Linked DNA regions of Homo sapiens: region 1 is linked to region 2. A link is an interaction called in ENCODE POLR2A ChIA-PET data of the cell type or tissue named here. Cell type or tissue: PC-3. All regions are shown on one strand. Each heading gives the region's core, and the rest is flanking DNA. Links, peaks and the distances in the headings are about the cores only. Region 1 has its middle 57 kb from the start of ABHD5. Region 2 overlaps ANO10 (anoctamin 10).

Evidence for each region. Peaks named below come from ENCODE experiments on the same cell type or tissue, not always from the same donor. Only the 100,000 strongest peaks of a DNase experiment are listed, where the experiment ranks them.
Region 1: POLR2A ChIA-PET joins it to region 2 with 17 read pairs; 3 of 35 experiments call an interaction of 5 or more read pairs at or near these places.

The regions. Positions count from the first base shown.
Region 1 is chr3:43,745,688-43,751,068 of GRCh38, reverse strand. No RefSeq gene overlaps it. Among named protein-coding and RNA genes, the nearest start is that of ABHD5, 57 kb to the right of the region's middle. In PC-3, for the core only: a CTCF peak has its summit at 2,612; a DNase peak (open chromatin) is centred at 3,138; H3K27ac peaks cover 1,283 bases.
Region 2 is chr3:43,604,540-43,609,920 of GRCh38, reverse strand. It overlaps ANO10 (anoctamin 10), which reads left to right. Exons shown (of 13, transcript NM_018075.5): 2 at 4,058-4,207. The coding sequence starts at 4,069. Among named protein-coding and RNA genes, the nearest start is that of ANO10, 15 kb to the left of the region's middle. In PC-3, for the core only: no CTCF peak of the experiment used is centred there; no DNase peak of the experiment used is centred there.

The DNA.
Region 1 (5,381 bases), core at 316-5,315, 140 kb before region 2:
ATCACTTGTACACCAATGCTCATAGCAGCATTATTCACAGTAGCCAAAAATGTGGAAACAACCCAAGTGTCCATTGACCAATGAATGGATAAGCAAATGTGATACATTCATACAATGGAATATTATTCAGCCTTAAAAAGGAAAGTGATTCTGACACATGCTACAACATGGGTGAACCATGAAGGCATCACGCTAAATGAAAGAAGCCAGTCACAAAAGACAAAAATTGTATGATTCCACTTGTATGTACCTAGAATAGTCAAATTCATAGAGACAGAAAGTAAGATAGGGATTATCTGGGGCTGGAAGAGGGTAAAATATGGAGTTGTTATTTAATGGATACAGAGTTTCTGTTTGAGATGGGAAAAACCTATTCTGGAAACAGATCATGATGATGGTCACACAACATTGTAAATGTACTTAGTTCTACTGAATTGCATGCTTAAAAATTGCTTAAAATGGTAAATTCTGTGTTATGCATATTTCACTACAATACAAAAATGAAAAAAAAAACTCAAAATTATGAAGGCTTAATACCATTTCTGCCACTTATAAAAAGCTGAGTAGGTAGACCAGGGCTGGTAAGGTAACCGCATGATTATCAGACCAAGGCTCCTAGTACCTGGTTCCTCTGCCACTCAGCATGAGGCTTCTCCCTCATGGTCCAGATGGCAACTTCTCTTTTGTTGTTGTTGTTTTTTTTTTTTTGAGACGGAGTCTCCCTCTGTCACCCAGGCTGGAGTGCAGTGGCACGATCTCGGCTTACTGCAGCCTCCGCCTCCTGGATTCGAGCAATTCTCCTGCCTCAGCCTCCTGAGTAGCCGGGACTAGCGGTGCTCACCACCATGCCTGGCTAATTTTTGTATTTTTAGTAGAGACAAGGTTTCACCATGTTGGCCAGGCTGTTCTCAAACTCATGACCTCAAGTGATCCTCCTGCCCTGGCCTCCCAAAGTGCTGGGATTACAGGCATGAACCACCGTGCCCGGCCCAGATAGCAGCTTCTACTCCTAGAATCACATCAGCATTCCAGCCAGCAGAAAGAGAGAACACTGGAAAGGGAAGCATGTTCTTACCTTTCAAGGGTATGGCCTGGGTATTGCACACATCACTTCCACTTTTATCCCAATAAGCAGAATTTATTTATTTATCTAATTAGCCAGGCATGGTGGTGCATGCCTGTGGTCCCAGCTACTTGGGAGGCTGAGGTGGGGGAGTCTCTTGAGCCCAGGAGGTGGAAGGTACATTGAGCCAAGATCATACGATTGCACTCCAGCCTGGGTGAAAGAATGAGACCCCATCTCAAAAAAAAAAAAAAAAAAAAAAAAAGAACTTCTTTCTCTAGCTGCCATAGAGGCTGGGAAGCACAGTCTTCAATCCACACAGTATTTGTTCAGCTAAAAATTCTACTGCTCTGTAAATGGTGGGGGGGGGGTGGGGGAGGCATAGATATTGGGATATAGTTAACAATCCCTATCAAAAGCATAGTAACCCTATGAAGTAACTCCTATTACCCCATTTTAGAGATTGAGAGACCAAGGCTCAGACTAGTTAAGTAACTCACCCAACGTCATTCTAAGTGAATGGCAGACTTGAAAAACCCTTTCCACTACATTATGCTCACTCCCTCCAGGAAGTAAAGTTCATCTGCAGTTCCCTCGGAGACACTGCGAGAGAGAGGGTAGGCTGGGAGCAGAGGGTGGAGGTAAGGGAAGCCACACTGTAGCTGAGCCCACAGACTCACCCCTTGTGGCATTTAGGATGATAGATATGAGGGGACATGGAGTTGCTGAGTGGCTGGAGTGCAGTGCCGTAGGCTCATCACTGGCCCGTGAAAGTCACTTATTAAATGATCAGAAACGTTGTGAACCAGTGGTTAAACACAGCCATTGTAAAATTAAATTTCATAAACTTACAATTAAATAAATTATATTAAAAACAAAGGTAATAAATACCCAAACTCATCACTTCTTAATTATTTTACTGCGTCTTACTGTCTTCTATGCTCTTAAGGGTCTGGTATCTATTGTGTCTTGATGGTGGAATCCTCCCTGATGGGGGCTACTGCCCAGCTCCTCCTTACTCTGTGCTCAGTGACGTCTCCTGGATAGCCTGATATCAGCTGTGGGGGAAATGTTTACAACACAGAAATCAGCAGAGACTACAGAACAGAGGCTTCAGCCACTTCCTAGCACAAGACTGCATACGCATATACAGGCGGTATAACCGGGATCACTGAGGAGCCTGCAGGTTGGGCTGAGTAGAGAAGGCCTGCGCTCCTTTCTCTGACTGGCTCCCCATCCCTCTTCTCTCCTGCATTCTGACCTCTGTTAATAAAAAGACCTCACTTTATCTTTAAGAGAATTTCTGATACACAAAGTGTTCAGGGATTGAAGTAGACAAATAATTTGGGTTAATGTGCATATCCCTGTTGTCACGTGGTCCTTGGTAGAGGGCTTGTGGGGGGTCCACTGTGGCTCCCAAGCCCCCTCCACCCTACCACAAGCTGCTGCGCAGGTGGAGCGTCCCCACTTTTCCCAGAAGGTGAAGCCAGGATGGAGGAGGAAAGGCTCCTGTAAACAATGGCTCCCTCTGCCCTTTGAATGGATAATGTCGGTTTCCCTCTTGGAAATGAATCAGGCAGCCACGTGGTATCCTCTGCCAGCCCTCTGCTGCTTTCAGTATGACATGCAGGCAGTTGGGGGCTGGAGAGTGAGGGAGGTGAGATGCACAGCCAGCCAGATTTGAAGATGAACCTGGGCGTGGCTCAGCCAGAGGAGAAGGACACCAAGTTCCCAGGAATTCCTGGCCATCAGGCTCAGGAGCACTGCTTCTCACTCAGCCAGACACATGCAATCACCCACATCTCAACTCCAAAGCAGAGAAAATGAAAACCAAAAGAAGCTTTAAACATGGGGAGGACCCTGTCTCATTTTTCTGTACCAAAAATAAAAGCAGCTTGGAGAAAACATTACCTAGAATGCAAAGCATAGCCCCCTCAGCCCTCCACTGAGGCCTCCTTCTCTCCAAAGACTGTCTTATCTATCCAAAGACTTGCTCTGCTACTCTTGCAGGTTAGGTTCCTCGAAGCAGAGGCTGAGTTTAATAGGGGTCAATCCTGGCGGGGCAGGATGAGCTGAGGAAGACGCCAATCTGTGACTCAGGCCCCACACAGCCATGGTCAGCCAAGGGCCTGGAGCAGGCTCGCCTGGCAGTATCCACATTTGGTCCAAGTGGCCAGACTCTCACACCCTGGCTCCTAAGGGGTTGGATACAGACTCCCTGGGGGTGTAACCTTGGGCAAGGTACACAGGAAAGAGCTTACAACCAGCAGCTGACTGCACGCCCGCAGCTGGCCACTGTGCCTTCCTGAAGGGGAGCTGGGCAGTGCAGCTCTGTGTCCACCACACAAACCCATAATGTTTTGACACTACCTGTGGAGCTGATGCTCTTGGCAGGACCGTATCTGCCTCTCCAAACCAACAGGAGCTTGAATATTCACATCATCGTTGTTCAGCCCTGTGGCCTGAGCTTGTCACTTGATTTCTGCTTCTAAGCCTCTATTTCCTTGTCTGTGAAATGAGACATAAAGACTCTATGAACTGAGGACATAGCGGGCCCTGGATACGGTGCGTGCCTTTCTCCTCCTCTCCTGCCTCTCGTCCCCACCCTCCATGAGGTGGCCAAGACCTTCTTATTCTTTATTCTCTACAAACGCACATTCTTTACCCTCATTTCTCTCAGCTCCCCAGGGCCCAGCTCCTCCCTCACCTAGGGCTGTTTGGCAGAGCCCCCTTTTTCTTTTTTCTTTTTTTTTTTTTTTTTTTTTTGAGACAGAGTCTCGCTCTTTCACCCAGGCCGGACTGCAGTGGCATAATCTCGGCTCACTGCAAGCTCCATCTCCCGGGTTCACGCCATTCTCCTTCCTCAGCCTCCCGAGTAGCTGGGACTACAGGCTCCCGCCACCGTGCCTGACTAATTTTTTTTGTATTTTTAATAGAGACGGGGTTTCGCTATGTTAGCCAGGCTTGTCTCAAACTCCTGACCTCGTGATCTGCCCGCCTTGGCCTCCCAAAGTGCTGGGATTACAGGCGCCCGGTCAGAGCCCCCTTTTTCAAAGCATCTGTCCTGCTCCCCACATCCCAGGGGCAAGATCTCTAAAAGAGCAATTGACCAAGTCTCCCTACCTCTGTTCCTTGCTCCCAATTTAAATCCCCAATAGCCCCCTGAACTTCCAAGCTGGATAAGTTTCTTACTGCTGCTGTAACAAATGAACACAGCAACATGAATCCATCATCTTATAGTGCTGGAGTTAAGAAGTCCACAACGGATCTCATGGGACTAAAATCAAAGCATCCACAGGGCTGTGTTCCTTTCTGGAGGCTCAAGGAGAGAATCTGTTTCCTTACCTTTTCCAGCTTCTAGAGCAGGGGTCCCCAATCCCGGGACCACAGACAGGTACTGGTCCGTGGCCTATTAGGACCAGGCTGCACAGCAGGAGGTGAGCAGCAGGCAACCAAGAGAAGCTTCAACTGTGTTTACAGCCACTCCCCATCACTTGCATTACTGCCTGAGCTCCACTTCCTTTCAGATTAGTGGGGCATTAGATTCTCATAGGAGCATGAACCCTACTGTGAACTGTGAATGCATGTAAGGGATCTAGGTTGGGTACTCCTTATAAGAATCTAATGCCTGATGATCTGTCACTCCCATCACCCCCAGATGGGACCATCTAGCTGACCATCTAGTTGAAGGAAAACAAGCTCAGGGTTCCCATTGATTCTACATTATGGTGACTTGTATAATTACTTCATTATATATTATAATGTAATAATTATAGAAATAAAGTGTACAATAAATATGATATTCTTGAATCATTCCAAAACCATTCCCCTCCCCACACCATCCATGGAAAAATTGTCTTCCCCAAAACTGATCCCTGGTGCCAAAAAGGATGGGGACCGCTGTTCTAGAGACTGCCTATACTCCTTGGCTTATGGGCCCCTCCATCTTCAAAGCCAGCAGTAACCTGTCAGGTCTTTCTCACATCACATCAATGTGACATTGACTCTCCTGCCTTTCTCTTCCACATTTAAGGCCCCTTGTGATTACACTGGCCCACCTAGATTATCCAGGGTACTATCCCATTTAAGGTCAGCTGGTTAGAAACCTTAACTCCTTCTGCTATCTGAATTCCCCCTTGCCATGTAACATAACAGGCACAGGCTCCAGAGATTCAGGCCTGGACATCTTTGGGGGGAAGTTACGTTGTCATTTTGGCCACGGTCAGAATCCCTTCACCAGGGTCTTCTTAACACAATGCAGCCAGAGGAAACTTTCAAAAAACAAGCCAGTCTGTGATCCCTGATTACACTCTCCAAT
Region 2 (5,381 bases), core at 169-5,168:
TTCACTAACCACTCACTCACTGACTCACCCAGAGCAACTTCCAGTCCTGCAAGCTCCATTCATGGTAAATACCCTATACAGGTGTATTCATTTTTAAATATTTTATACTGTATTTTCACTGTACTTTTTCTATGTTTAGATATACAAATACATATTATTGTGTTACAATTGCCTACAGGATTCAGTGCAGTAACATGCTGTATAGGTTTGTGGCCTTGGAGTAATAAGGCTACAAACCTATACATACCTATACTGTATAGCCTAGGTATGTAATAGGTTATGCCATCTAGGTTTGTATGAGTACACTCTATGATGTTTCCACAACAGTGAAACTGCCCATTTCTCAGAACTGTCTTTGTCATTAAGTGATGTATGACCGTAAATGGTTGGAATTCTCCAAATTGTTAGAAGGATCCTTTGTTATCAGTTCATTGTTGGTGTTGTCTTCACTTGGTCATGATTTTGGCTTGAGGTTTACTTTTTGGCTGCTATTTTTTGTTATTAATATTTGGGCACTGTTTTACTTGTTTTATACATTTAATTTTGCTTTAGGTCAGAAGATTCTGTAATATGGTTTCACTTTGTCATTTTATCTTGAACTGTTTAGCTCATCTTCAACAGAGTTGTATGGTAGATAATTCAAAATGAAGATTTCATTTAGTAGGAAAAAACATACAGAATTTGGATATCTCTAATGACTCTATTTTCTCTAGTTTTAAGCTGTGTATCATGGGAAACGAACTTCTTGCTTACTATGAGCTTAACAAAGTAACTTCTTCATTCAATTTTCCTCTTGGTTTTTAAAGTATAAATTATAGGACTTTAGGAAGATTACATAGAATTGTGTATTTAGGTACCAATACAGTGTCTTATATGTAGTGAGAAATTCAACAAAAGAGAAATTTAGTAAAGAGGAAATTAAATTTAAAAGGCGGTAGGGGAGTTCCTATATTACAAAAGCTGTCTGTTCACTAAATATAAGATTGCTATGTTCCAGATGCCAGATCATTTGCAATCATTTCCTTCTGTCTTAACACTCTTGGCCAGGCACATGGCTCACACCTGCAATCCCAGCACTTTGGGAAGCTGAGGAGGGAGAACTGCTTGAGCTCAGTAGTTTGAGACCAGCCTGGACAACATAGGGAGACCCCATCTCTACAAAAATGAAAAAATTAGCTGGGTGTCATGGCACGCACCTGTGGTCCCAGCTACTTGGAAGGTTGAAGTGGGAGGATTGCTTGGGCCCCAGAGTTTGAGGCTGCAGTGAGCCACGATCACACCGCTGTACTCCAGACTAGCCTGGGTGACAGAGCAAGACCCTGTCTAAAAACAAAACAAAACAAAACAAAGGCCATGTGCAGTGGCTTATACCTGAAGCTGAAGTCCCAGCAATTTGGGGAGGCCAAGGCTAAAGGATCACTCGAGCCCAAGAGTTCGAGATGAGCCTGGGCAACATGGCAAAACCCTGTCTCTACAAAAAATACAAAAATTAGCTGGGAATGGTGGCACATGCTACTACTGTACTCCAGCCTGGGCAAAAGAGTGAGACCCTGTCTCAGGGTCAATTTTTGTATGTTTGAAAATGGCTTTATTTGTCTTTTATTCTTGAGGCATATTTTGACCAGGTACATAATTTTGGAGTAGCCATAATATTCTCTTGGGACACTGAAGATACTCTTTCAGTCTAATTATTGCCCTTCAAGGTACTTTGTCTTTATTTTTCTGCTTTAAGAATTTTCTCTCTCTTGGCTTTTCTGATGTTTTACTGTGCTTTTTCTTTTTATTTATCTTGATGGAGGTATATAGAGATTCTTAAATCTGTGCCTTGGTATATTTTGTCAGCTTTGGGAAATTCTTGGTCAGTCTCTTCAGATATTGTTTGTACTCTAATACCTCCCCCTTTTAGTTCCTTGTAGTTCCTTGTCTTTTACTCTTTTTACGTGTTTTCTTCATTTTTTGTCCTCAGGGCTCAATTGTAGATATTTTCTTTGTGCCTGTGTTATCATTCAATGGTTTTTATCTTTAGCTTTGTCTGATTTTCTATAAAGCCTTCCTTGGGTTCTTAATTTTGACTCATATTTTTAAATTCTAGAATTTCCATTAAAAATAATTTTCAGTTCTTTGCCAAAATTATCAATCTTGTCTTTTAGTTCTTTGAATATATGATCATTATTTTAAAGTCCTTTCACTTACATTATTTGGATCTATTATGTGTTTGTTTCTATTGCTTGTTACTATTTTTCATTTTCATACGTAGTAACTTTTCTCCTGATTGAGATGATGCAAACCTAGAATTTAGTTCCTATCGGGGTGATCTAATTCTCCTTCACTATTATGTTTAGAATGTAGCCTTTTCAGATCCCAGTTCAAAGTGGGGATTTTATCTGACTGTCTTCCTTGGTGGGTTCTCTACTAATTACATGTTTTGTCCCCTAGCCTCCCATGGCCAACAGAAGCCCTGCTTAGTGTCTCACCCTCTCAGCAGAGGCCCCAGAGAAACTGGTTGCAAGTGCTTAGCTTTCTGGACTCCATTATTTCCCATTGCCTTGGTTTTTTTTTTGTTTGTTTGTTTTGTTTTTTTTTTTTAGACAGGGTCTTGCTATGTTGCCCAGGCTGGTCTTGAACTCCTGGGCTCAAGTGATCCTCCAGGCTCAGTCTCCAAAATAGCTGGGATTACAGGTGTAAGCCACCATGTCCAGCTTAGTTGGCTTTTTGTTATTCACAAATTTTTAAAAATACAGGTCACATATTCTTTATCCAAAATGCTGGGACCAATAGTGTTTCACATTTTGGATTTTTTCACATTTTGGAATATTTGCATTTATATAATGAGATCTCTTGGGAATGGGACCCAAGGCTAAACATGAAATTTATGTTTCAAATGCACTTTGTACACATAGCCTAAAAGTAATTTTATATAATATTTTAAATAATTTTGTGCGTGAGATCAACTTTGTGCTAAGTACTTACGTGTGGAATTTTCCACTTCTGATGTCACATATATATGCACATATATATGTATGTGAGTGTGGGTGTATATTGTCTAGTTGTCTTCAGCAGAAGAGTTTGAACCCTTTAATCTGCTGTCCTGGAAGTGGAAGTCTTGGCTTGTGTTCATAGTTAATGTGTCACTTTGAGGATGTGTAGTTTTGGAGGAAATGTATAGTAGTGGTTCTGCCTAGCTGAGATGGGTACTGTAGAGAGTTCCATATAATTACACCTTGACTACCCATTACCCACTAACAGTTTTCTTTTTCTGTCTTTTTTTTTTTTAGTAGTTATATTCAGTCCAGTTGTCTGCTTCTATAGATTTAACCCCGAGCTATCCTTTCCTCTTCATTGTCATTGTTCAGACCAGTATCAGCTTTTTCTAGACTCCTTTAATGGCCCCCTAACTGGCCTCCCACACTCTAGGCTGACTCTTTGTGATCTGTAATAGCTCCCTACCGACTACATCAGTTCTCTGCTCATAATGAATTGGTGACTCCCATTGTATGTTAGACAAAGCCCATTTCCTTTGTAATCTGGGACCCTAGTTGGATACCAGCTCATTCCCACCCTTCTTTCCTCCTACACAAAGTTAATGTTCCCACCATACCTAAACATTTGTATTTCTCTAAGCCTCTTGGCTGTTTTTTCATCATTATTTTCTAGGGAAATATAATTTTGTCTACTTAGGATACCTCTCATTGTGTATCTGGCAAACTGCTACTCATTCCTCTGAATCCTGTTCAGATGTCACATTCTTTGAAAATACTTTCTTATTCCGCTTGTGTGAGAGCACATTTTACATCGTTATCCTTCATTTACACAAATGTCTATTCTGCTGCATTCTGAGCTGCTTATAGAAAAGGATGGCGTTCTTTCCAAAGCTTGGCTCACACATGTACTTTGAACCATTGGTTGAGTCTGTCATATAACCCATCTGAATCACGAGAAATTTGCTTTTATCTTGGAAGCCAGAATTAGGTATAATTGGGAGAAAATGAAGTCTATAGCATATTTCTCTTTGCCATAATAACAACCCATTTTCACTCTTTATTTTAATTTTCCGCAGATTTGTCAAAGATGAAAGTGACCTTATCAGCTTTGGATACTTCTGAGAGTTCTTTCACACCTTTGGTGGTCATAGAACTTGCTCAGGATGTCAAAGAAGAAACCAAAGAATGGCTGAAAAACAGAATTATAGCTAAAAAAAAAGATGGAGGTGAGTAAAATAGTCACTGCTCAGACTTAGTCTGGCCTCCCACACTGTATGCTCAGCCTCCCACACTGTATGCTCAGTCACTAAAAATGTATTTGCAAATGTGTTTTATAATTTTCGTTGATATATTTTATTTACTAATGTTAAATTTTTTGCCTTTTATTATCTATCTGGGACTTGAAAGGAGGTCCTAAATCAACAGGAGGCTTTAAGTTCCCATTAAACTGAAAGCAGCATGAGTGGTTTTCTTCACAGCTCTAAATAGTATGCCTACCACACTGTTTGGTGCATAGTAGGTGCTTAAAAAATATTTGTCAAATGAATGGACAAGTATCTATTGTATGCTCTTTATGTGCCAGTTATGGTGCTAAGGGAGAGATAAATATGGTCTCTTCCTGCAAAGTTGTTACCATCAGGGTAGAAAGAAATTCAAAATAAAGAAAAGTACATGGAAGAGCTGTCACAAAGCAGTGCATGGCATGAACAAATGAATCGTGTATACTTACTGTAAAAGGAAAGGAAAGGGTTAGATGACACTATGGCAGTACTTTCTTCAGTGGCAAGGAATGACTTAAGATGCCAAGGTTTAGCTTTCTCTTGACAGGTGACATGGGTTCCCAGTCTGGGTGAGAAAGCAGCGGGTGTTTTAGTGTTTTACATGAGCAAGTATTTTGTAAACTATACAAAACAACACCTTAGTCTGCACAGTCTCTGAACACTGAACTAGACTTAGACTCTTTAAAAAAAAAACTGTTACTATAAACTGAAGTTATTTCTTAAGAATAAAATTGGAATCAAAGTGGAATTAAAATTTTTTTCAAACAGTTGAACCAGAAGGAAACTTAAAAGCAGGAGTATTTGCTTGCTGAAATGTGAGCATTTCACTGAACTTAAGTCTGTTCTTTAAAATTTTTGTGATTTAGGAACTATGTAGTGTTTCAGTGTGAAAGATTCCAGTGTATTCCCAGCCATCTTTTTGCTGATTGTGTGCCTTCAGAGACACACAGGGAAGGGATGGGCATCTTTCCACACTTTTTGGGCGATCATAAAAAATCTTTCCAAAAAAGTGTTCTGCATCTTCCAGGTGAAGGGAGTAGATTTATACTCATGTTTACTTTGATTATCTTCCAACCTCCTGTTAAATTGACAATAATAATAAAATGGTTAAAAAATATAT